Regions from separate parts of the Mus musculus genome. Here regions 2 and 3 are each linked to region 1. The links are chromatin loops, found by intact Hi-C in ENCODE. Cell type or tissue: heart. All regions are shown on one strand.

Region 1 (8,000 bases):
ATACTCATCATTAGCCAAGGATTTTGTTAGTTTGACCTCATCCCCGGGTTGCAGTACAGAAGCCTCACACTTCTTTGAGTTAAGTAGCAATTGTACGTTCCTCCTCAGTCAGGTGGTGCCATCACAGCCACCTAACTTTGATTTAATTATTAACAGTTACTCTATGTGGTGACTTTCATTTTTTTTCTAATCATTTATTGGTTTGGATGATGTTGACTTGATTAACCTAAATACTGTATTAGTCTCCAAACCAATTGGAAATGTACAGTGTTTGCATATTTCTCATGTGAAGCACAAGGACAGGATCAGAACTCCTGTTCATTCACTAAGGTGATGACCTACCATATGAGAAGGTTCAACTCTATATCAAGTTATAAATCCTGACTTTTTTGTCTTGTTATATTCTGAAATGCAGGCTTTGTGAAAACTGAAAACTTTGTAAAAGATTTATTTCTTCATTTAAAAAAGTACTGTCAATAAAACATTGCTTTTCCTCCTTGCTATGTGAAAGGAAACTTTCATTTTTCCCAAAGCACGCGGAATCTCAAGATTTTTTTTTTAATTTTTTTTATTAGGTATTTTCCTCGTTTACATTTTCAATGCTATCCCAAAGGTCCCCCATATCCACCCCCCCAATCCCCTACCCACCCATTCCCCCTTTTTGGCCCTGCCGTTCCCCTGTACTGGGGCATCTAAGATTTTTATTGGGTCTTGGATTAAAATGCTTTTTGATACTATAAAATATATTTTTTATTTTCCAATTTACATTGTTTCCTTAAATATCAAAAATAATGAATGAAATAAACTTTTATTTTAAAAGGACTATCTGCTGTCTGATTAAGTGAAAGAAGATACATTCAAATTAAAGAAGGATTTCATAGCATTCTCCGAACAACCATATCTTATTCATTTAAGTGACTTAAATATAAGATGAAGAAAGTGGCCTTTATCAGTTATTTCTTTAAAAAAAATTGTTTTGGTTTGTTTTTTTGACACAGGGTTTCTCTGTGTAGCCCTGGCTGTCCTGGAACTCACTCTGTAGACCAGGCTGGCCTCAAACTCAAAAGCTCTGCCTGATCTGCCTGCCTCTGCCTCCTGAGCGCTGGGATTAAAGGTGTGTGCTGTCACCAACCGGTTTAGTTGTTTTTAATTTTAAATGTGACTTTTCAAACAAGATAATGCTATATAGCCATTGCAGGCCGTGATCTCTTGATTCTTCTCCTTTGGCCTTCCAAGGACTTGATTTCTAAATTAAGATGGTCATACCTGGTTAGAAAGCTTCTAAAGCAGTATATTCCATAGTAGTCCTCCAATTCATAGAAACGCTGGTTAAAGGAACTTTAACTACATGTGTAGAGATGCTCTAGTTAAAGGGACTTCTCAGTAAGCTGTAGCTTTAAGAAAAGTTTAAAATGAGTGCTTCTCAGTTATGTTTAAAGACATCGTGGGAGCCGGGCAGTGGTGGTGCACGCCTTTAATCCCAGCACTTGGGAGGCAGAGGCAGGTGGATTTCTGAGTTCGAGGCCAGCCTGGTCTACAAAATGAGTTCCAGGACAGCCAAGACTATACAGAGAAACCCTGTCTCAAAAAACCAGAAAAAAAAAGAGGGAGACATAAGGCATTCAGTGCCCTCCATCACTCATCCTGTTGGCAACAAGCCAGAGAAATTTACTGTACGGACTACCATCGCATTTTCACACTCCATTTAACCATAGAAACTAAATTCCAGGTCCCAGGCCCCAGGGAAGCTAAAGATTTCTCAACAGCTGAACAGCTTTTGTTGTAAGGAAACAGTTGTCTAAGTCCAGACATCTCAAGGACAACTTCTCCATCTTTCGGACAGGGTCAAACTAAGTTCATGTTCCCAGGCCCAGGGACCAACTTTGATCCTAATTGACGGAAACTCCCTTGCTCAACCCATTGTGTCAAAATATGATTGGACAATGCTATAGCCCACCCCACTCCCCCTTGCTTTATGGTTTCATCCTTTAAATAAGCTGTTCAACATCTCTTCAGTGTCCACTCCCAAGTATGCTCTGCTGCCCTGACAAAAAAGTAAATTTTTGTCATCTGCACTGACCTAGCATTTGAGTTAAGTTGAATTTAAGAGGACCCCACAACAGTCTCCTCCTGAGCCTGGGGCTTACCTCTTTGTGAGGCCGGAAGTCAGCAAGCCCCAGCCATCCTTCTTCACCCCTCTTGAAGCTGGTAGTATAGATGTTGCTACAGTCATGGGTGGGAATACCCTGTGAAACCTGAAGTCTGGCCTTCAGACTTGTAGAACAAGTGCTTTTAACCCCTTAAGCCCTCTCCCCAGGGCCAAGACGTGATTTTAAACTGAAACAGTGGGTAGTAGGCTAGACTGGAGTTTGACTGGAGCTAAAGTTACTCAAGGCTGATGTTCCCTTTTAAGATAGAGTATGCTGACACCTGCCACGCACTTTCCCTTAGGCCGTCCGTGACCTTGGATTTAGAAAGGAATTGATTATATACTAAGATCACCCAGATGTATTCTCTTTCACTGCTGTCTATACTAGGCTTTATACTTTAGATGATTGTATTTATAAAATGTATTAAGAGGGCTGGTGAGATGGCTCAGCGGGGAAAAGCTCCGACTGCTCTTCCGAAGGTCCTGAGTTCAAATCCCAGCAACCACATGGTGGCTCACAACCATCTGTAATGAGATCTGACGCCCTCTTCTGGAGTGTCTGAAGACAGCTACAGTGTACTTAGACATAATAATAAATAAATCTTTTTTAAAAAATAAAAAGTAATAAGAATTGATGGTTAATATGTCGCTTTTTATTTTAAAGATTATTTTACCAGCATGAGTGTTTTGCCTGCACTGGATGTGTGTGTACCATCTGCATTCCTGGTGCCCATGGAGGCTATCAGGAGTCCCTGTAACTGAGAACCTAACCCTAACCCTCTGCAAGGGCAACAAGTACTCTTTACTGCTGAGCTATCCCTTCAGCCCCTCTAACAAGCATTTATTGGAAATAGAAACTCAATTGAGATTGAGTATCACCTCTTGTATTCTACAAGGCAATTAAGATCTGAAAATTGGGCTGGTGATGAGGCCAGCCTGTCTCCATTTTTAGGCTTGAAAGCCATCAGCATCGTTCCTGTTTATGATTAAATCTGTTTCTCAAGGGTTTGGGCTATGCCCCACCTGTAACCTTATCTTCAAATGTTTCTATACGGCACCCAATGCCTTTGTTTCAAAAGGTTATTATGACCACCTGTCCTTATAACCACCTGTCATGGTCACTTTGTCATGAGTACCTTGTTAAGACCCCCTTGCAACCACGTCTTTGTTTCACAAGATGTGTTATGGCCATTTTGTTCTGTTCCTGTAACCCGCCTATGTACCTGCCAAATCACCCATTTGGAAACTCCCTACCCCTGAGCTATAAGACCAATTTTCTAGCCTATGTCCAAAGCTGACTTCCTGTACACAAATTAAAAGGTTTTAATTAATTGCTTGCTTTAATTAATTTGGCTATGATGATTTGGGTCCATGATCTTGCTCCTTGCCTTTTTGGGATTAACACTGGAGAGGCTTCAAACTCAGAAGTTTGAAGGGGTAAATTCTTTATAATCTGAAAAGAAGCCTGCCCTCAAGCAAGGCAGACTGCGGCCTGTCTAATCTTTATGTGGGCACACTGGAATTGTTAGGGGAAAGTATCCAGAGGAGAAAATTACCGCATAGCTTCCTAACGGGGGAAAAAAAATCTCCTTTGCCCTTGCGAACTTGACATGAAGGGCTTTCGAGCGTTTAAACTGCAGTAACAAAAACGGATGTGATAATCAGAGGTGCCTCGGGCGCAGTCACCTAAAAGTGTCTAGAGTGTCCACGAGCTAGTTCTGTGAGCGACGCGAGCCCAGGACCTTCCGAGCCGCAGCGGGTGGCAAGGCTCGCGAGAGGGCCGGGACTTCGGGACCGCGAAAGGCTTGCAAACAACCGCACCACGGGCACCCGTGGACCGGACCTGATCTCTCGCCCGACTTCGCACCGCAGACCAGCGGCCCCGGAAGTGACGCGCGGGAAGCGGAAGCACAACGTGCCGGCTTCCTGCTTCGCAGGGGCGGGGCGGCGGCGGCGGCGATTGTCTGGCGGCCTGGGGCGGCCCCGTGGCGCCTACCCTCTGCCTGTGGGGACGGAGGAGCGCGCCATGGCGGTGTCCGAGAGTCAGCTGAAGAAGATGATGTCCAAGGTGAGCCCGCGCCCTACGGGGCGGCCCCGCGGGCTGGGCTAGGCCGCCTTCCCTCTGCGGAGCGGCCCTTCCCGCCTTCGCCTCCATAAACAAAAGCGGGGTCGTGCCTGGCGCGGCCGCTGCTGTCTGCCCGGCGCTGCTGACGGTCCCCGCCGGCCGGAGCCCGGCCCTGCTCAGAACCAGTCCCCGCGCGCCTCTCCCCGGCCCAACCCGGCACATCCCACCGGAGCTCGGGAACTCTTGGTGCAATTGGTTCGCTGAAGTAGAGCAGCCAGAAAATCGAGCTTGGCAGCCCTTCCCCGCTCCAGAGAACTCTGCAGTTGCATTCCATTGTTTGCATTAACTGTGATTAACGCAGTTGTTTGCTTGTTTACTTTGAGTTGAACTTAAAAATTCTTACTGCTTGACTGGTTGTGGGTTTTTTTTTTTTCCTCTCACTTTTTAAAAGGCCTTTTGGATATTTTGCACATTAGCTACTTAGTACTTAATACTGCGCATCGGACTCCAGAATGCCTTGCTTTTTGTAATTTACCAAATTTAATTGGAATGAAATTTATGTAACGTAGTTGAGCCCTAACTCCTTTAGTCATTGAAGTTGACTTTGATGCTCTTATCAGAGCAATAATAGAGATCGTGGGGTTAAGAAGTTTCTAGTTTACAAGGAAACACGAATACGCTGGGCGTGGTGGCACAGGCCTTTAATTCCAGCGCTCTGTAGGCAGTTGACGACAGATCAGGACAGATTGTGAGTTCCAGACCAGCCAGGGATACACAGTGAGACCGCATTTCAAAACATAAAATTTTTCTTTTCTTTTTTTCTTCTTTTTTTATTCTTTGTAAAACTAGATCTTTTTTAGTAAAGTCATTTCCCTGAGTCCTTGAAGACCAAACCTCTTGTCTCTTGGTTGTCTAACCATTTAATCTTTTAGGCTTCCTTTTTTTTTTTTTTTTTTTCCCTGTAGTTATCTGTAATGACACAGGGGTCTGGGGGAATGTACGAGGTCCCGGTAAAGGTCGATATAGTACTGTTTTACCTTCAAATCATTTGTTTTTCAAAGCCTCAATTAAGCTTTTAGAAGATGTAGCCCATTAACTTCATCTGATTGGGGATCTCTGTCCTTATCAAGACATTCTGGCTCACCCAGAGAGAGAGACAGACAGTTTTGGTGTTTTAACCTCGCTTCAGATCATTTTTCTCCTTTGAACATCATCTTATCTCCCATCCTAAGCAGACTTTTTTAGCACCATTTTTGGTTGTGATTTTTACCAATTAAGTATATTTCTACAGTTAGTCTATCGTTCTTTATGCAAATAACTCTCTACTTTGTTCATACCAGTAACCTGTTTTTTACATACAATGTTTTACAATAGAAGATGAGTCACTACTAACTGGGGAGGAGAAAGTGGTCATAATAAAAGTTGTTATTGAGTTTGAACTGGTGCCATACATGTTTATGGGTTGGGAGGCAAAGGGAGGTATATCTCTTGAGTTTGAGGCCAGCTTGGTCTTCATAGTGAGACCCTGTCTCCAAAACACAAGCTGCTATTGTTCCATAAATTGTAGGGATCTGACAGTGGGATCAACCAGACTAAAACCTGTACTTCTGAGCTTGATTACGTGGAAGCCACTATCAAAGTCATGGCAATAGCATTGGGAAGTTGACAACAGCTTTGGAAAGTAAAGCGAGAAGAGATGGTGGTGGCAGTGACAGTGCTGAGGCTGTGGCTTTCTTTTGCATGGTAAGGGGAGGGCTTTGTGAGAAGTCTATTTGACCAGAAACCTGAGCATAGAAGGAAATGAGCTCTGGAACAGTCTGGGGTAAGGACAGTTCTAGGAAGAAGGAAAAACAAGCGCAGAGGCTTGAAGCAGAAGTTCACCAGCAAAAGGCTGGTAGCGAGACTGACTGAGCTACAGGAAGTAGTGCTGTTTGACATTGAGCTTTAGTGATGTGAGAGATTTTGAAGGGCCTTGTAGGCCAGTGTAAGGATTTTGGAATTTGATTGGATTGTGCTAAGAAACAATTAAGTTTTTGTTTTTTCAGTTATGTGTATGGAGCCAGATATAGTGGCACACATCTTTAATAACGGATCTCTGTGAGTTTTCAGGCCGGCCAGGTCTGCATATTGAGGTCCAGGCTGGCCAAGGCTACACAGTGAGATTCTGTCACCAAAAACACACCTCCATAAAAACAAAGAGAAATGTAGGGATATGTGCACATGAGTCCCATACACACACAGGCCAGGGCACTAGATCCCTCTGTATGGGTGTGTGCACATAAGTCAGGTACACACAGAGGCCAGGGCACTAGATCCTTCTGGATCTAGAGTTATAGCTATTTGTGAACTATCTAACAAGCAAGAGCAGTATGTGCCCTTGACCACCAAGCCATCTCTTTAGCTCTCCCCTGCACCCCCCCTTTTTTTTTTCTTTGAGAGTCCCCCTACCTAGACCAGGCTGACTTCTAAGAGAGAGCCACCTTACTCTGCCTCTGGTGAGACTAAAGGCATGATCCATAGCACCCAGCCGAGTTGAAACAGGGGTACCCTAGATGCTCTACTAAGACTAAGGTTTAAGAGTGGAAGTAGAGACAACGCTGCTGCAGCTCACTTAGACCATAGTTACAGCTATGGAGGTAGAAGTCAGACTCTGGAGGTAGATGTGTACAAACATTCTTTTTTTTTTAAGTGTATGTATGTATGTATGTATGTATGTATGTATGTATGTGCATAGACACGTGGGTGCCCACAGAAGCCAGAGGAGCGTTGGAGCTCCTGGAGCTGGAGTTATAGGCAGTTCAGAGTCTGCCACTGTGAGTCTTGGGAACTGAATTTGCAAGAGTAACAAGTGCCCTCAGCCACTAAGCCTTCTCTTCAGCCCAAGATTCTGGATGTATTTTGAAGGTAATGCTGAGCAAGACTTGTTGTGAATAGAGCAGGAGATGCTCAGGACAACCTGAAGGCTTGGTACCTGAACAGCAACTATGTATTGTGCTTTTTCCTAGATAAAATTCTCCCTGTGAGAAGATTTAACTTACCAGTTACATTCAGTAAGAGGTTAATAATAATGTAACAAGATAGAAAAATTATAAAAGATAGCCTAATACTATTTCTGGCATTACTCCTCTTGAACTTGAGGCCCACTGAGTAAAGTAGTTCCTTGAACACAAGCACTAGGACAGTCACTCTTAGGCCAGTCAGTCACTAGCAGGCAGGGTAGCCTATATTAGTGTGGATATGCTGGGCAAAGAGATGACTCACTTCCTGGGCGGGACAGTAGGACTGGGATTTCATCAAGATGTCATGCTACTTAGAAATGCAGTTTAGCGCACCTTTAATCCCAGCACTGGGAGGCAGAGGCAGGTGGATCTTTGTGAGTTCAAGGCTGGCCTGTTCTCCGTGAGTTCCAAGACAGCCAGGGCTACCCAGAGAAACCCTGTCTTGGGGGGTCAGGGGAAGAATAGTGCAATTTAATGTATATGAATTGTTTATTTCTAAAATTCCCTGGGGTTTTGTTTTGTGACACAAATGTTTATTGGTGAAGGAGAGGGGCATCATTCCTTCCTCATGACTGCCTGCACATAGCTCAGCTCCTCCTTTCTCTCTTCTCGGATATACCTGTCCATCCTCCTGATGAAGTTGAGTGCTTTTGTCCTTGGATACCTTGAGCAGCTCCATGGCACACTGTTGACTGGGTGCAAAGCTGCAAACCTCCCAGCTCATGTCCCACATGAACTTGGTGTGCATGTGCTTGGTGAGGCTTCCTTGCTGACGTTCTTTATCACC
Region 2 (8,000 bases), 74 kb after region 1:
TTCAAGATCATGAGTAAAATTCCTAAACTTTGCAACTACATTCAGAGGCATTTACGCTTTAAAATGAGCTGTTTTAGAAACACAGTCCATACAAAACTGAGTCTGTATACGCACAGTGTAGCTAACGCACCGTGCCACAGCAGGGCGAGCGCAGGCTGGCTGCTCACCTGGATTGGAGACGATCAGCAGCTTGCAGTGTGGACTGTACTTGACAATGTTGGGAATGATGAACTTGAAGATGTTCACGTTTCGCTGGACCAGGTTGAGCCGGCTCTCCCCCTCTTGCTGACGGGCCCCCGCGGTGATAATGACCAGCTTGGAGTTCGCAGTTACACAGTAGTCTAGAGAAAAGAGCAGAAATGAAGGTCCCCTCAGGGAACTTTTCTACCCAAGCAAAGATTACTGCATAAACCTCCAGTGTAGACAGTTCCATCCCATCCCGGCCTCCTGTACACAGCTGACGGAGTCCTGTTTCCGTTCAGACCCTCGCTTTGGTGCATAGTTTTGTTTTGTTTTTTTTTTAATTTATTATATGTAAGTACACTGTAGCTGTCTTCAGACCCTCCAGAAGAGGGCATCAGATTTCGTTATGGATGGTTGTGAGCCACCATGTGGTTGCTGGGATTTGAACTCGGGACCTTCAGAAGAGCAGTCGGCACTCTTAACCACTGAGCCATCTCGCCAGCCCCTGGTGCATAGTTTTAGCTGCAGTCTCTCTCAGAGAGGGATGCCTTTCTCATACATGATCATTGTTAACAGGAAGGAAGCTGGTGCATTTGATTTTCATATCAACTCCTTATATGGCGATTATTTTCTACCCTAAATTAGTGTCTTCTCTTCCCTCACCCCCTTGAGACAGGTACTTCGTCCATGCACCACCACACCCTGCATTCTGTCCATTTGCTTTCATTACACACTTAATTGTTGCCAAGAGCCCAGCCACAGGACAGCTGATCCAGAGAGCTGCCTAGCAGGCAGGAGGTCAGACTTTCAACCGTGGGTTCCTGGCTCACGCCAATGAAGTGTAAAAGGTCAAGCCAAGAACATCTACTGGGCAGGCCCTGGGGGCAAGTCCTCAGCTGTTTTATATGTGACACAGGGCAGCAAGGTTGGGGCTGTCACTCTGCAGTGAGAGCTTGGGCCTGGCGGGTACACGGCCCCAGGATCCATCCTAGCCTTGAAACACACTTGAAACAAATAATGTAAATTTGGAGCTTACTCATGTCCTAATTCAGAGAATTTCCATATATGTGCAAATTAGGTTTCCACTTAAAATCCTCTGCTAGCGATCAAAGCTTTGATAACGTACTGAGAACCAGTGCATAAGTAAGCCAAGGTCCTCCTGTCTTTGAAAGAGCTATAGAGATGGAGGTTCAGGCCCGAGGAGGAACTTAAGTCTGACAGCAAGAGAACCTGGCCACAACCAACCTTTGCTGGAGACAATTTTTGGTGTTTTAAGGAAGAGGCTGCCATGCTGGAGATCCATCATCTCGCCCTTGAGTTTGTCTTCCATGACGTCAACAAGGGCAAGCTCATCCGCCAAGTCCTAAAAGACAAACGGTTTAGTTAAATGGGAAAATAATTCTGATTCTTCTCATTGCTCCCCAAAAGGCCCCGTGTCGTGTCTCTCCTGCAAGCCCTCCATTGGAGCCGGGCAATGTTGGCCAGTACCAAGGCTTCAAATAGGCCTAGGCAGGAAGCTCAGAGTAGACCATTGCTTAGCATGAGACCGTGCGGTGGGGGGAAGGAAGGACTCAATTAAAGAAGCAACACTCCAAGTCAGGAATATCGATGCATGCCCTTAATGGCAGTCAAGTCTCCAAGAAGGAGAAAAACAAACAAACAAACAAACAACTACTTATAGACAGGAGCCCTGTCTTAGTTAATACCTGCAGAATAATAGTATTCTGCAAAGCTAGGTGTGATGTTGCAGACGTATAAACCAACACCCAGGAAGATTGTTCCAAGTTTAAGGCTAGTTTGGACTACATATGAATCAAGAACATTGACTTACCCTGCCTCAAAGTGTTTTCTAATTCAGTGATAAAGTTGTAACTAATTAAATTTTAGCCCTATGATTGATAAGAAAATTAGATCCGAGATGGCTTGGGGGTGTGTGTGTGAAATCAGCTCCTGCATTCGTCTGCTGAGCTGAATTTCATCTCCAGAACCCATAAGGCAAGCGAGAACCAAAAATTTACCCTCTCACATGGGTGTGCTCAGTTATTTTTCCAAAGGAAAATTATATACCCCAGGAAACAGTGGGATTTGAATAGAAGTTCAAGACAACCTATTCAGTAGGATTTTAATTTTTAATCAATATGCACATATAAATTCCAATTCAAAAATCACTTTAGATTTGGGTATATAGGTCAATGGTTACCTAGCATGTTGGAGGCCCTAGGTTCATGTAACTGAGAAAGTAGAAGAAAAGGTATATACTTTGACGCTGTTACTTTGGTGGTTTATTTTATTTTATTTTATTTTATTTTTGGAGACAGCCCTGGCTGTCCTGGAACTCACTTTGTAGACCAGGCTGGCCTCGAACTCAGAAATCCACCTGCCTCTGCCTCGCAAGTGCGAGGATTAAAGGCGCCCGGCTGTCAGTTACTTTGGATAATCCCTTTCTTGTGTATCATTATGTTGCAAAATGTTTCACAGATGACTGAGTGTGTGCAAACCTTGATAGTTTTACATACAATGTGACAATGTAGGGATGTCCTCTCCCCCACACCCCACCCATAGGCTTGGGCCATGAAGGATCTCCACTTACCTTCATTAAGATACTGATGGCACAAGCCATGCCAACAGCACCAACCCCAACAACTGTAATCTTGTTCTGGGGAGCCTGCTCTTCCTTAAGAAGATTCACAATCAGCTGGTCCTTGAGGGTTGCCATCTTGGACTTTGAATCTTTTGAGACCTAAGGGGTATACACCGTGTGTCATTGTAACCTGCCCAAGGTATACTCACCAAGTCCCTGTATTTAAAAAAAAAAAAAAAAAAACGCTGACTTTGCTACCTTTGGACTCCTTTTCCATTAAGTGACAATGTGACAAAGAACAGAAGTGGAAAACCAAGAATAGCCAGCGCCAGGGTGTGGTCTGGCTCTCACCAGGAAGGCTCTCACCTTGAAATGGAAAAATAATACCGAGGTCTCCGTGTACGTGTAGCCGCCTGAGGACTTACTCATCTTGATGAACCCCAAAAGGGGATGGTATCTCCTCTTATATGGTTAGAAAGCTGCCCTCCCGCTCTTCTCCCATCACCCAGAGCCCTACAGCAAGTAGAGCGCCAAGTTGCTCCAGGAAGTACCAAAAATCAAGAGCAGAGGGCGCCAATAACGGCCACAAGGTGCGACCCCAAGGCATAGCAACGTGCTTAAGCCTGCGCACGCGCAAGCTTCCTTCCTAACCCCCCCACCCCCGCAAGAACCCAAGTTGTATGACCAGCCCAGATCCAGAAGACTGGCAGGCGGGGGAAGGCAGTGCGCGTGCGCAATTTCAGAATCAGGTGTCATATATATAGGTCTAGCGACTGCTGGCCATGGATGAGACCTCTGGCAGGCAGTTCGGCGTCAAAGTTTGGCCCTTACTAGAGCCCAAAGCACAAGCGCGGTGAAGTGGAGCTGGCAGCCACCTTAGCCTGGTGCCAGAGTGAGATCTCAAATGCCACTAACAGGATTAGGGCCTTCACCCACCAGGGCGGGGCCTCATTACCCAGGATGTGGCCGCTAAGGGAAATTTCTTCAGTTCCAAAATGGGGATACAATTGCGGAGGGCCTGAGGCCTGGAGCCCACTCCCACCCCCGCGATGGCCACCTTTCCCAGCAAGCACCATGTCTATTTTTGAAATCGTTCCAAAGTGCAAAAGGACTGGACAAGATCTCTGGGCAAGCAGCCTAGGGCCATCAAGCAGGAATCCGGTCTCCTTACAACCGCTGCTATTTCTAGACAGCCTTGTGAGGTCTCTGCTGACTGGGGGCAGGGCGTGGGGCTCTTCCCTCAGAGAATCTACTTCACGCAAACCTCAAGTCTGTGCTCTATTAGGACAGGGTGCCTCTACTTCCCACCTACGACCCGATGGGTGTCGCAGGCCTCTCAGCTACAGGTTTCCTCCTTCCGTCTAGGGTGCAGAGGAAGGACTGCGACTCTTCCCGCTTCCTCTCCGCACGCAGCGCGCTTAGCACGATCCCCAGTCACACCAGGAGCGAGCCTCTTAACAAAATGCGTTTAGGGCAAGAGCGCCCTATAATCTGCAGGAAACAACCACTCCACCGAGCCCACGCAAAGGAAAATGCAAACCGCACGGCTGCTCCGAAGCACCCGCCCCGGACGTGCCAAGGCTTTTTCGGCCCCCATGGGCTCGAGTTACGGGAGCTCAAGTTTCGCACCGCTCCCTCGCCCCCGTTCGGTGGCTCCCAACCTTCAGGCCAGCCACCCCTTAGTCCTCTTTACACGGGTCTCGCCGCCCCAGGCTGGGTGGGGCCGCCTGCTCAGTTCCCCAAAGCACAGTAGCCCACGCGTGCCCAAATCTGAACACCCTGCACCTCCACCCCGGATAGGGACCCCCTGTGCCGGCAGCGTGGGGCCCAACCGTACCGCTAGTGCACGATGGGGGGGCGACTGGCGAGGAGAAGCAGCGTGGCCCGAGCTCGGCGACAGTGGCTCCAGCACGCAGAGCAGCACGCGGGCGGGGCCTTAAATGGAAGCTCCGCGCTGACGTCAGAGTGGGAGCCCAGCGGACGTGCGGGAACCCACGTGTAGGCTGGGCCGGGGGCGGGCGTCCAGCCGGGCTAGGCGCCACCGAGACCGGGGCGGCGCGCGCAGCACGATGTCCCTGCAAGAGTGGCTCCACGTGTGCTGCGACACCCCAAAGAAAGGCCAACCCGACATGCTCCTCAGCCTCAGAAGCAGGAGCCCGAAATGCATCGATCCTCCGCCTCCTTCACCGGAAAACTTGTGAGACTCAGAAAAAACCCTGGTCACTTTCTTCATTGCTGTTCCCGGCGCCGGGAACAACTCCTGGCAAGCAACAGGCCTTCAGTAAATATTGTGTGAAAGCACATGCCAGCACCGTGCCGGTCTATCCGCCATAGCAGCCTATCAGATGGGCCTTTCTCCTGCCCCACTTCCATCTCCCAAACCATGGGGGGAGGGGGGTGCGGCTCAGCTTCTGATGGCTTGCCAGCTTACATCCATATCTGCCCTCTCCCATGCCATCCCGCAGGCATTTGTGTTTAGCCTTACCAAGGAGTATCAGGGCCCTTGCTTGTTTTCACACACCCCCTCTGCCTTTAAACGTCTTTCTAGAGGTCTCATTAAGCTGTGAGGCCAGTTCCTGTTCCTCTCCCAGCTCCCGATCAACCGTATGTGAATCTTAAGGTACTCCACCACTGATAGGATGTGAAATGGAGTTTGCAACTGCTTTGATTTCCTTAGTGATGGGAAGAACTGTGACTTTCAACCCTGCTCACCCATCTCCCCGGAAGGGATGTGTTCACTGCAGATTAAGGTCTATTACAGTCTTGAGCAAGATTTGAACAAGCTGGTTGCAGGGTGCTGGATATGCAGGGATCATGTGAGAGGGAATGAAGCTCACAGCCCCCCCTTATTTTCGCTTGTCTGTATCCCTTGTGATCTCTTTTATAACAAACAACAGGCTAGGAGTGTGGCCAGGACAGGGACACTTGTCTTGCATACACCAAGGCCTGAGTCCCTCAGCAGAGCGCAAATTTAAAAAAATTAAAAAGTCAAACAGTTGGACCTGGAGAGATGGCTCTGCCATTAATATCACAAAAGCTTGTAACTCCAGATCCAGAGGTTCCAATACCCTCTTGACCTTCATAGAGTCTCTCTCCCCCTATATATAGTTAAAATTATTTTTTTAAAAAAGTCAGAACAAGAGAAATGAAATTTAACTTTTTAAAAGAAAAAAGTGAAGGTGAGTTCTAAGAGACACCAGAGCAAGTAGCAAGCAAGAGGAAGAGGAGAGCCTTGTGGATACCTCAGTGTAGAGTGGTGAGGGGGAAGCACAGGTGGAGATGTAGTAACTACTTGTGCTTATGGTCTTAGATTGGGGGCAGTCCCATGGGACTGAACTATTAACCTGTGGAATACAGTGCTCTAAGCAGAATGTAAACTGGGTTATCAGATGCCCAGGCCAGGTTCATCTGCTAGGAAATTGCTTTGTGCGGAAAACACACGTGTGGAAACCTCATGTGCACACAAGCTCCTTTGACCCCAGAAGGATTCTGGGAAGGGATACTGTTTCTTCCCTTCCCTTAGACCCATATACCCACAGAATGGAAACTCCCTCTTTTCATCACCCTATACTGTGGCCTGTGCACCCTTCAGGGACCCCCTCACAGGTAAGGAGTAGGACTCTGGACCCCATGCAGAACACAGATAGGCCTCCTTCCTCTCAGCAGCATTTGTGCAGCAGCATCACAAGGCCAGCTTCCAGAAAGACCCATACTTTGCACTTTCTTGGTTGCAAAGGGAAAATTCACCCCAGCTCCAGGAAAAATGGGACATCGGTTTAGCTCACTACAATGGTTTTCCAGATGCTGCTGGATGCCCAGGGACCACAAACACAGCTGGAGGCATTGAGGGTGAGGCACAGGGTGCCCAAGGGCAGCTTACAACACCTCAGGTCCCCAGGGCTGTGGGACAATGTTCTTATTCAGTGAAGGATGGGGCCTGCCAGCTTGTTAAATATGTCCCAGCTGGGAGAAAAGCAAGGCAGAGAGCCAAGAGGGGGTGGGGTTGAGAGACAGGTAAGACTCCCAGGAAAGGCCTGTGAAGATACCTCAGGCAGGTTCCATTCCACTACACCAAGACGCTTGGTGATCGCCACTCCAAGCACAGCCTCCCTCCTCCAGGCACATCGGCCATGTTCTGAATCCAAGATAAGTAAGACAAATGCTACTCGCAGAGACTAACAGTAGGTGACTTCTGGGTTCGTCTTCATCCTGACTCTGGGGTAGGCAAGATCCTTCCCATTTTCCAGATGAAAAAAAACACAGGATTCAGAAAGAGTACTGGCTTTGCCAAAACCGTGCAATTTCTCAATGATTTCAGCCAGGACTTTAACCTGGCACTGACTGGCTCAAAGCCTATCTATCTCTCTTCAAGATCCTATGCTCACAAAACATAGGGCAAAAAACTACCCAGGGGTTTCAAGGCAGTTTCAGGTGCAGGAGCCACATAGCGGTCAGTGGGTGTCTCTGATGTCTGGCTGCTTCGGCTGTGATGTCATCCTTTTCTCCCCTCACCCTGGCCGGACACCATCTTGCTTCTGATTTTCATGTCTGAGCAGGACCCTCTGCCACCTGGTTTCCTGAGTCTTCAGATGAAAGGTGGCAGATGGCGGGAATTCTCCCCCTCCACAGGCAGGTAAGTCAAGTCCTCAGAATAAATCCATGCCATTTCTTTGTGCCTCCTGTATACCAGAGTCTAGGCTACTCCCCCACACTCCTCAAATGCACTGTCCCATTTCCAGTCTTCCACTCAGGCCGTTCCTTCTACCTGAATACCTGCTTCTCCCTTGCCACCAGACCTGACATCCTGAGCCTGCATAGTCATAGTCAGAGATAAAGTGCCAGGAACTCAGAAATGAACAAGACAGTCAGCGGTGGTGCAGGCTCATAGATCCAGCTACTCATGAGGTATAGAAGCTCATGAGTTTCAGACCAACCTGTACCAGAGAGAGAGAGAGAGAGAATTACAAGCCTTCAAAGACCAACATGGAGGGAACTGAGAGCATCCTCCTCTATAGATAAAATGCAAGCTAGAAGCCAGTCTTGGTGACTCACACACTTGTGATCCCAGCTCTTGAGAGGTAGAAGCAGGAAGATCAGAAGTTCAAGGCTAGCCTTGGATACACAGTGAGTTCAAGGCTAGCCTGGGTTGTAGGAGACTTAGTCTGTAAAACAAGCTCTAACAAAGCCAAACATAAAATAGTGTCACGCTGCCACAAAGAAGTTAAGAATGTTCAGC
Region 3 (8,000 bases), 120 kb after region 1:
ATCCTACAGCACAAGCTTCCAATGAACTGGGCTAGGAAACTCACAGAAGCATCTGTGAGTGGGGAAGGTGAAGAGGCAAATGGGTGAAGACAACCTGGAAAGTATAGAGTTCACTACATCAATACAACTGACTTTTAGTACTTAACCACGGCCCTTCTTAATAACACAGAAACCATTTCAACAAAATGTATTCAGGGCAGGACTGAGATGCAGCTTAGAGCTGAATGCTGACTGGCCCAGCCTTCTCCAGGTCCTGGGTTAGTCCTCCCTTTCCTCCATTATAAATTTAAAAGAGAAAAAAAAAATTATTGAACAGTGGGTACAACAGTCAATTGTCTCAAATAATTTGCTTGCCAGTTTCTCTGGTCATCTGTAGCATCTTTGTTAACTGTAAAGAGAATAAATTTGGGAGAGCTAACAGACACATTAGGGCCACTTTACTATGGTTTCTGTGATTTTCAGATTCCTCGGAGGGGTTTCCTTGGGTTCTCCCCAGTAGAACTCTGTAAGAGCTATAGTGTTTCTTTTATTTAAAATATTACTGTAGGCTACTTTAAATTCCATCTGGTCAATGAAAAGATGCAATATTTTATGAAATTATCTGTCACAAGACTTTTAAACAGTAAGATCCCTTAAGAAAGGCATGAATGCATTCCTTGTTATAACCTTGCCCGAAGCTGCATGTGAATGTCTTTGTTCTCAAGACTTGATACATTTTTCTCTCTCCCCTCAACTGGTTTTCAGTCACAAAAAAAATTTTTTTTGCAGTAGATTCTAATCTCTGAAGTCATTATTGTTTTCTAATACTCTCTTATAGCATTTACCACAACTTGAATTTAATTTTTTAAGCAATTCTCCCTGAGGCAGCATACACAGGACCTTCTCAGGTCTGCACTAGGTCCTCTGAATATATTATGCCTTCCAGTTTGGTGTTTTTTGGAATTCCCGAGTGTGTGGACGTGTGGGTCTTTGCTTCTCTCCCTTTGAATGCAGATGATTTAAACTGGGTGTGGTGGCTCAAGCCTGTAATCCCAGCACTTGGGAGGCAGAGGCAGGTGCTACCAAGAGTTCAAGGCCAGTTTTTGTTATACTGGAGGACCCCCACCCCTCAAAACAAAATAAAACCTACAAATAGGTTCAAAATACTTTCCTGAGCTGTTTTCATAAGCCACTGGGCTATCACTAGAGGTTATTTCTGCCTTGTATTTATCTCTTCATGTGAATACTCTAGTTTTGGTTTTTAAGAATCTTAAAGGGTAGCTGGGCATGGTGGCACATGCCTTTAATCCCAGCACTCTGGAGTTTGAGGACAGCCTAGTCTACAAAGTGAGTTCCAGGACAGCTAGGGCTATACAGAGAAACCCTGTCTCGAAAAACAACAAGAACAACAACAAAGGATCTTAAAGGGTAATGAATTATGGAAATAAATGATCCCTGAATGGAATACTTGGAAGGCAGAGGCAGGGGGATCCCTGTGAGTTCCAGGTCAACCTGGTCTACAGATTGAGGTCTAGGATAGCCAAGGCTGCACTGCACAGAGAAACCCTCTCTTAAAAACCAAAAACCAAAACAAAACAACAAAACAAAACAAACAAAAAACCCCAATAGAACAAAACCAAAACAACAAAACAAAAAACAAGAGAATAAATAGAATTTTAGGGTTGGGGGCTGGAAAGATGGCTGAGTGGTTGAGAGTGCCAACTGCTCTTCCAGAGATTCTGAGTTCAGTTCCCAGCAACCACATGGTGGCTCATGCCCATCTGTATGGGATCTGATGCCCTCTTCTGGTGTGTCTAAAGAGAACAATGGTGTACTTATATACATAAAATAAGGAAATCTAAAAAAAAAAAACAATATTAGGGTTGATAATTTTGGCTTAGTGGTTTTCAAAATGTTTTTAGGTGTCCTTAAAAACCAAAAAAAAAAAAAAAAAAAAGGGCCTGTGCCATGAACTCCCAGCTTCGATGTAGTTTTATGTTGGAATTCCAGGCATAAATTCATGGAAGAAATGTTTCATGTCTTTAAAATGTTTGAAAATCACTGGGGCTGGAGCAATGACTCAGCCATTAAGAGCACCGGCTACTCTCCCAAAGGACCCAAGGTTCAATTCTAGCACCCACATGGCCATTCACAACTATACTTCCAGTTCTAGGGGATCTGACACCACCATAGAAACCCACAGGTAGACAGAACACCAATATACAGTAGTAAAATCAACCAACTTAAAAAAAAAAGGAAATCACAAGTCTAGGGTTAGGTGTGGTAGTGTACACCTTTAATCTTACCATTCAAGAATCAGAGGCAATCGATCCCTGTGAGTTCAAGGCCAGTCAGGGCTGTTATACAGAGAAAACCTGTGTGGGAAATGGAGGGTCAGGAGAGGAAGGAAAGGAAGTCACAAGGCTAGATATTGAGAATATTGATTGGAGCCAAGCCCTTAGTGTGCTTCAAGCCAGTTTTCTGTACCCAGGCCTGCATGCTTACCAAGCAATTTACATTGGGCTCTACCTACAGTCCTGTTTTTTTTTTTTGCCAGTTCTGGAAATGAAACCCAGGATCTTACAGGTGCCTAGCAAGAACTCTTAGCTTTAAGCTGCATTCCTAACTCAGAAACCTGTTTTACCATATTTTAAACTGGTGTCTTTAAATGGACAACATCAAAAGACAGAAAGCCAAACCAACCAAACAAAAGCCAACAACGAAGAACAAAAACAAGCAAACAAAAATCCCAAATTAAACTGTGTATACGTTGAGGACACAACTTCCGGAGATCGGTTCTCCCTCCACCACGTGGGTCCCAGAGATGGAACTCAGGTTTGGCAGCAAGCACCTTTACCAGTTGAGCCATTTCACTGTAGCCCTGGGCATACGTTTTAACATCTTTTCCCCACCCTTGTTTTGCAGATGGTAAAATAGACATGTGAGGTCAACTTCACATGAATTTAGTTTCTAAGAACACTGGAGAATTTATAAAAATAATCACATACTTCCATGTATTGATGGTTCACTTTACACTACATGACTGTCAAACTGGTCATAGCTAGAACTGGGTGCGTGGCTCAAGTTTTAATAACAGTTTGAAGAGCAGGATGACAGGTGGAAGCAAGAAGGCACGAGGACACCAAGGTTAGAGGACTTCTTTAACAGGAAAAGAAAGCCTCTCCCGGGCAGGCTCCCTAACGGGAAGGGCCTCGGTGTCTCGGAGAAGCCTCACTTCCTTCGTTCTCAGGTGAGTCTGATCCTTCCAGTCCCTCCCAGCGGAAGAACCTAATGCCTTCGGGCAGTAGATTAAGGGTCAGGGCACCTCCTTCCCATTCCGGGAGAAGAAAGGCAAACCACACAGCCAGCCTGTAGTGTCGTGGAGACGACTACAGCGAAGGGCTCGATCCGCCTGGCCCCGCGCCCCCGGGGCCTGTCAGACCCTCCACGCCCGCCCAACCCCATTCTTCGGTCTCAACTTACCAGGTGGGAGCTACGGTCTCTGGTCTGGGGCGCGGGAAGCGCGTCCCGTCGGATCTGCCTCCGCCGCGCTTCTCACAGCCGCTGCACGGAGGAGGCTGAACCCCTGCGGCCGCAGCCGTCGCCACCGCCTCTGTTGCCGGGGGGTCTCGCCTCCATCGCTGGCTGCGAGGGCGCTGAGGGCACGTGACCGGAAACGCCGGGGCGGGCCTCCGGAGCACGTGACCACCACCGCGGCCGCCATGACACCTTCCGCTAGCTCCCGCCCTCCCCCACCGATTCCCGCCTGTTTCGCTTCTCCTCCTCCGGTCTCGAGCGGCGGAGAGTTTCGGGGATTCGGCTTGGCTCGCCTTTCTCCCTAGAGAGCATCCGGTCCGGCTCCGTGGTGCGTCGTCGGCCCGAGGCGGCTCCCAGACTGCAGGCCGCAGGGAGCGGAATCGCGACCCGCGGCTGGAGGGGGAGGGAGCACGCGCGGGGAGGGGCGTGATCGTCACGTGACGAGGAAGTGCCGTTAACAGCGCTTTCCTCCGGTCCCTGGCGCCCCTGGATGACGTTGCCAGGGAGGGGGCGGGGTGACAGGGTGTGTGAGGTTCAGGTTCCGCTGTCAAGGGGTGTTGAGTGTCTGTGGAGCCTGCTCGGTGAAAGCGATCGCTGGTCTCTGGGGGGGGCGGAACTCGGCCCGCTAGTCAGCCTGAGGTTCTGTGAACCTGGCTTGGAAAACCTGCTTCCTGGACTTCTCCAGAGTGACAGCTGCGGTTTAAAGTCATAAAAGTTAGCTGTGATTGACGGGAGCTCCTTGTGGTCAGGGACTTGGTCTGCTGCGCATCCTTCATCTCCAGCAGCGCCTCCAGGGCCTAGAACACGGTAGGCACTTAGAACGTTGAATGAATGAATGCATGCAAGCATGAGCGAGTCGTTAAGTTTTCTGAGGTAGAGTTTCCTGATCATTATTGGATAAGGAAGTTCCTATTGTGGAAATAAAGTCTATTAACTCCCCTTTGCATAATTTCTTCAATCGTTGTTACTTTGCGTCTTTCGAGCCTTTCCTTCCACGCACCTTGTGGGATTAGATACACCATGGTTTGCTTTGGCTTTGTGAGCAGCAATCACTGTCTACCACTCTTGAATTATAAAAATAATCTTGGGAAGTGAGAAAGATGTTTCGATCTCACATAAATTCTACTTTCATTTATTATTGGGGGAGAAGGTGGCATGGCACCGCAGTTTTTTTGTTTGTTTGTTTTGTTTCTGTTTTTTTTGTTTGTTTGTTTTGTTTCTGTTTTTTTGTTTTGTTTTGTTTTGTTTTCTCGAGACAGGGTTTCTCTGTGTAGCCCCGGCTGTCCTGGGACTCACTCTATATACTTGACTGGCCTGGAACTCAGAAATCTGCCTGTCTCTGCCTCCCAAGTGCTGGAATTAAAGGTGTGCTCCACCACTGCCCGGTTGACACCTCAGCTTTTTGTAATTGGTTCTCTCCTATCTTTCTGTGAGTTCTTGGGCCCCTGGGATCACCAAGCATAGCAATAAACCATTTCTTGGGCCCTCCTCTTCCTCCTCCACGTTTGCCTTTATCATTATTATTATTATTATTATTTTTAGCATTGTGACCCTTGGGAAAGCCAACCTTTTAAAAAGATGGTAGATGTTCACTGATTTGCCATCTTCTAAGAAGCTAGCATTTTAAAGTTTTTTCTTCCTAGTAGCACACAGAGGTAATGTTTAAGCTCAGTTTTTTAGAAAACTTATTGGTTGAGAATATTTAATGAACCGCATAATTAAGGCTCCAGAAATTCACATTTATGGACAGAAGAAGGAAGGGAAGAGTTCAGGATAGCTGAATAATAGGGTAAGATGGGAGAGGAAGCTTAGAAAAGAAGAGATGAGATCACATTTGCTTTTAACGAGTACTAGCTAGAAGTCAGTTTTAAGTCTCCTCTATTCAGAATGTCAAGAGAGAGGTTTCTTCTTCCCACAGATTTCCTGGGTAGTAGGAAGGCTTGACTTTCACTGACTTATCACTCCTTACTTTAACATCTCTGTATCCTAGCATCTGCCCATACACTTTACAGAAACTGTACAAACTCCTCATTAAATCCTTCCGTGACTCTGTGACCTACTGTCTTGGGTTTAGGTTCCTTGGTTTAGAGTTGGAAGTGTTTTGTACCTTGAGCCCAAATTTGCATTTTATATTTAACCGAGGACTAAAGTCCAAGGTGGGTAATTCTAAACCGCATCCAGCACTTTTGCTGTCTCAGCTCTGCCAGCTGCCTTTCCCTCCCTCCTAACAAACGCTGGCCTGGGAGTATTTCTTTAGGAAGTTTTCTTTGACTTGCTGTTATCCTTTAGGAGAATTGTATGTGTGTTTGTACACATGTATGGTGTTGGTGACTTTCTTTTTGACTAGAATTGATTTCCAGAATTCTTTTATTTATCCTCATGATTACGCTTATTATTTTACTAACTACTCAATAAAATAAGTGACTAAAAATTAGTTTTCTTGGATAAGGAATTGTTAAATATTTTGAATGTTGTCATGCTAAATTTTTTGGGGGGGTGGTTTTACTTATTTATTTATTTAGACTTGTTTCAGAATACAATTCTTGCAGAGGTCAAGCTGTAATAAGAATATGTTACTAGCAGAGAATAAAGCTGTATTATATGTATATAATTTAAAAAGTCACGTTGAAGGACAGGGGCACAGTCAGTGATAGGAGACATGCCCAGTATGTAAAGATCTTGGGTTTTATTCTCTAACACCAAAAATAAGGAAAACAAACCTCCACATGTTTCTGAATGCTTTCCCAAGGGCAGCTGTGCTCTGAGAAGATGAGGGCTTTGTTTCCCCCTCTGTTATCTCTAGAACAATGCCCAGCATATGAGTGATGCTCAGTATGTATTGCCTGAATGAATGTGCTTCTAAAATAGTGTCAAAAACATAAATCATAGAAAAACCAGATGCTTTTGAATTTTTCCATGTATCTGTTTGCTTTAGAATCAATCTTTCTTTCTTTCTTTCTTTCTTTCTTTCTTTCTTTCTTTCTTTCTTTCTTTCTTTCTCCCTTTCTCCCTTTCTCCCTTCCTTTCTTCCTTTCTTCCTTTCTTCTTTCTTTTTTCCAAGACAGGGTTTCTCTGTGTAGCCCTGACTGTCCTGGAACTCACTCTGTAGACCAGGCTGGCCTCGAACTCAGAAATCCACCTGCCTTTGCCTCCTGAGTGCTGGGATTAAAGGCATGCACCACCACTGCCTGGCTGCTTTAGACTTTTTAATTGTTTTTATTTTTGTGTGTATGTGGTATATGTATGTGTATGGGGACACCTATGTCCATGTGCATGTGGAGGCCAAGAAGGATACCATTTTGTGTCTTCCTCGATGTCCTTCCATGCCTGGCTTTTCTGTGGATGCTAGAGGTGCACGCTCAGGATCTCATGTTCATACATCAGGCTCTTTACCCACTGTCTCATCTCCTTGCTGCTGCTGCTCCTCCTCCTTTTCTTCACTAACTTGGTAGGTAGCAAAAGATTGGGAAGTTAGAATGAATGAGTAGAAGGTTTTGAAGTTGCTTGGCATCAGCTACGGTCAACTGCACTGAGTTCTTTGCCATAGCCACTGAGGGCAAGCCCCTTTTGGGTCCATTTCTTTCAAGCTGTTTCCAGGTAAATTTCAAAAAACAGCAGAAAACTTGCATTCTGGTCACTGGAGCGATTTGATTATAAGGTTTCCTGCTTTCATAGAATTAAACCAGGACTCACGTGCTTTGAGTGGTGACATCATATACCATCATGACACTGTGACAAGTCTATCTGTGGAGTAAAATCTCATGAGGATGATGGGAACCTCATTGTAAAGCCTGCAGGTCCTAGCATCATGTCCGTGGAGAATGCTGGACCAGTCACCAAGTGCTTTCTTTTTTTTTTTTTTTTTTTCACCAAGTGCTTTCTTGTTTGTTATGTGCACTGCCAAGACTGATTGGAAGGCAACCATATAGTTTTTGCTCATATGAAAGATGAATTGAGCATCTATGAATCTGTCAAAGACCAGCAAGATCACCAACTTCTTTTTATTTTTTTCATGGAAATTGGTGACATTTGGCCTCCTTCTCTCCCCAAAAAAGTGTACTTGAGAGCAGTTGAACAGATAAAATGGTTCATCTGGCACTTACTTACTTCCTGCTTTATATTGTTAGCTTACTCATTCCTCCCTGGTTTCTTTTGTTAAAGCTTTATTCTTAATTAATTAATTAACTAATTAATTAAAATATAGGGTGTGTATATGAATAATGAGTGTGAGTGCCACAGAAGGTAGGTGTGTGTGTGTGTGTGTGTGTGTGTGTGTGTGTGTGTGTGTATAAGTGTGTAAGTAATTCAGAGAACTTCTGTGAGTTAATTCTCCCACCAGGTGTGATCTAGGGATTAAATTTAGGTCATCTCAGACTTGACAATAAGCAAGTCTGGGCCATCTGGCCAGCCCCAAAGCCCTTATCTTTGAGGTCCAGCTCTCTGTGCTCACGTCTCAGTAGTTGCATTTGCTGTTCCGGCATCAT

Evidence for each region. Peaks named below come from ENCODE experiments on the same cell type or tissue, not always from the same donor. Only the 100,000 strongest peaks of a DNase experiment are listed, where the experiment ranks them.
Region 2: a loop joins it to region 1, with 2.6 times the contacts of the local background. A loop is called at or near these places in 5 of 42 quality-filtered maps.
Region 3: it touches region 1 in a loop (11-fold over the local background); 9 of 42 quality-filtered maps call a loop at or near these places.

What each region holds. Positions count from the first base shown.
Region 1 is chr7:46,916,038-46,924,037 of GRCm38, reverse strand. It overlaps Tsg101 (tumor susceptibility gene 101), which reads left to right and starts at 4,069. Exons shown (of 10, transcript NM_021884.4): 1 at 4,069-4,217. The coding sequence starts at 4,176. Uevld (UEV and lactate/malate dehyrogenase domains) reads left to right here. Exons shown (of 12, transcript NM_001040695.1): 12 at 1-822. In heart, a CTCF peak has its summit at 4,299; a DNase peak (open chromatin) is centred at 4,067; H3K4me3 peaks cover 2,815 bases; H3K27ac peaks cover 1,718 bases.
Region 2 is chr7:46,842,519-46,850,518 of GRCm38, reverse strand. Ldha (lactate dehydrogenase A) reads right to left here and starts at 4,715. Exons shown (of 8, transcript NM_010699.2): 1 at 4,602-4,715; 2 at 2,774-2,923; 3 at 1,429-1,546; 4 at 168-341. The coding sequence starts at 2,899. In heart, a CTCF peak has its summit at 3,326; DNase peaks (open chromatin) are centred at 3,808, 3,978 and 4,708; H3K4me3 peaks cover 3,206 bases; H3K27ac peaks cover 3,173 bases; H3K27me3 peaks cover 397 bases.
Region 3 is chr7:46,791,751-46,799,750 of GRCm38, reverse strand. It overlaps Hps5 (HPS5, biogenesis of lysosomal organelles complex 2 subunit 2), which reads left to right and starts at 3,870. Exons shown (of 23, transcript NM_001005247.2): 1 at 3,870-4,323. Gtf2h1 (general transcription factor II H, polypeptide 1) reads right to left here and starts at 3,657. Exons shown (of 15, transcript NM_008186.4): 1 at 3,463-3,657. In heart, no CTCF peak of the experiment used is centred here; DNase peaks (open chromatin) are centred at 3,670 and 4,000; H3K4me3 peaks cover 2,629 bases; H3K27ac peaks cover 1,545 bases.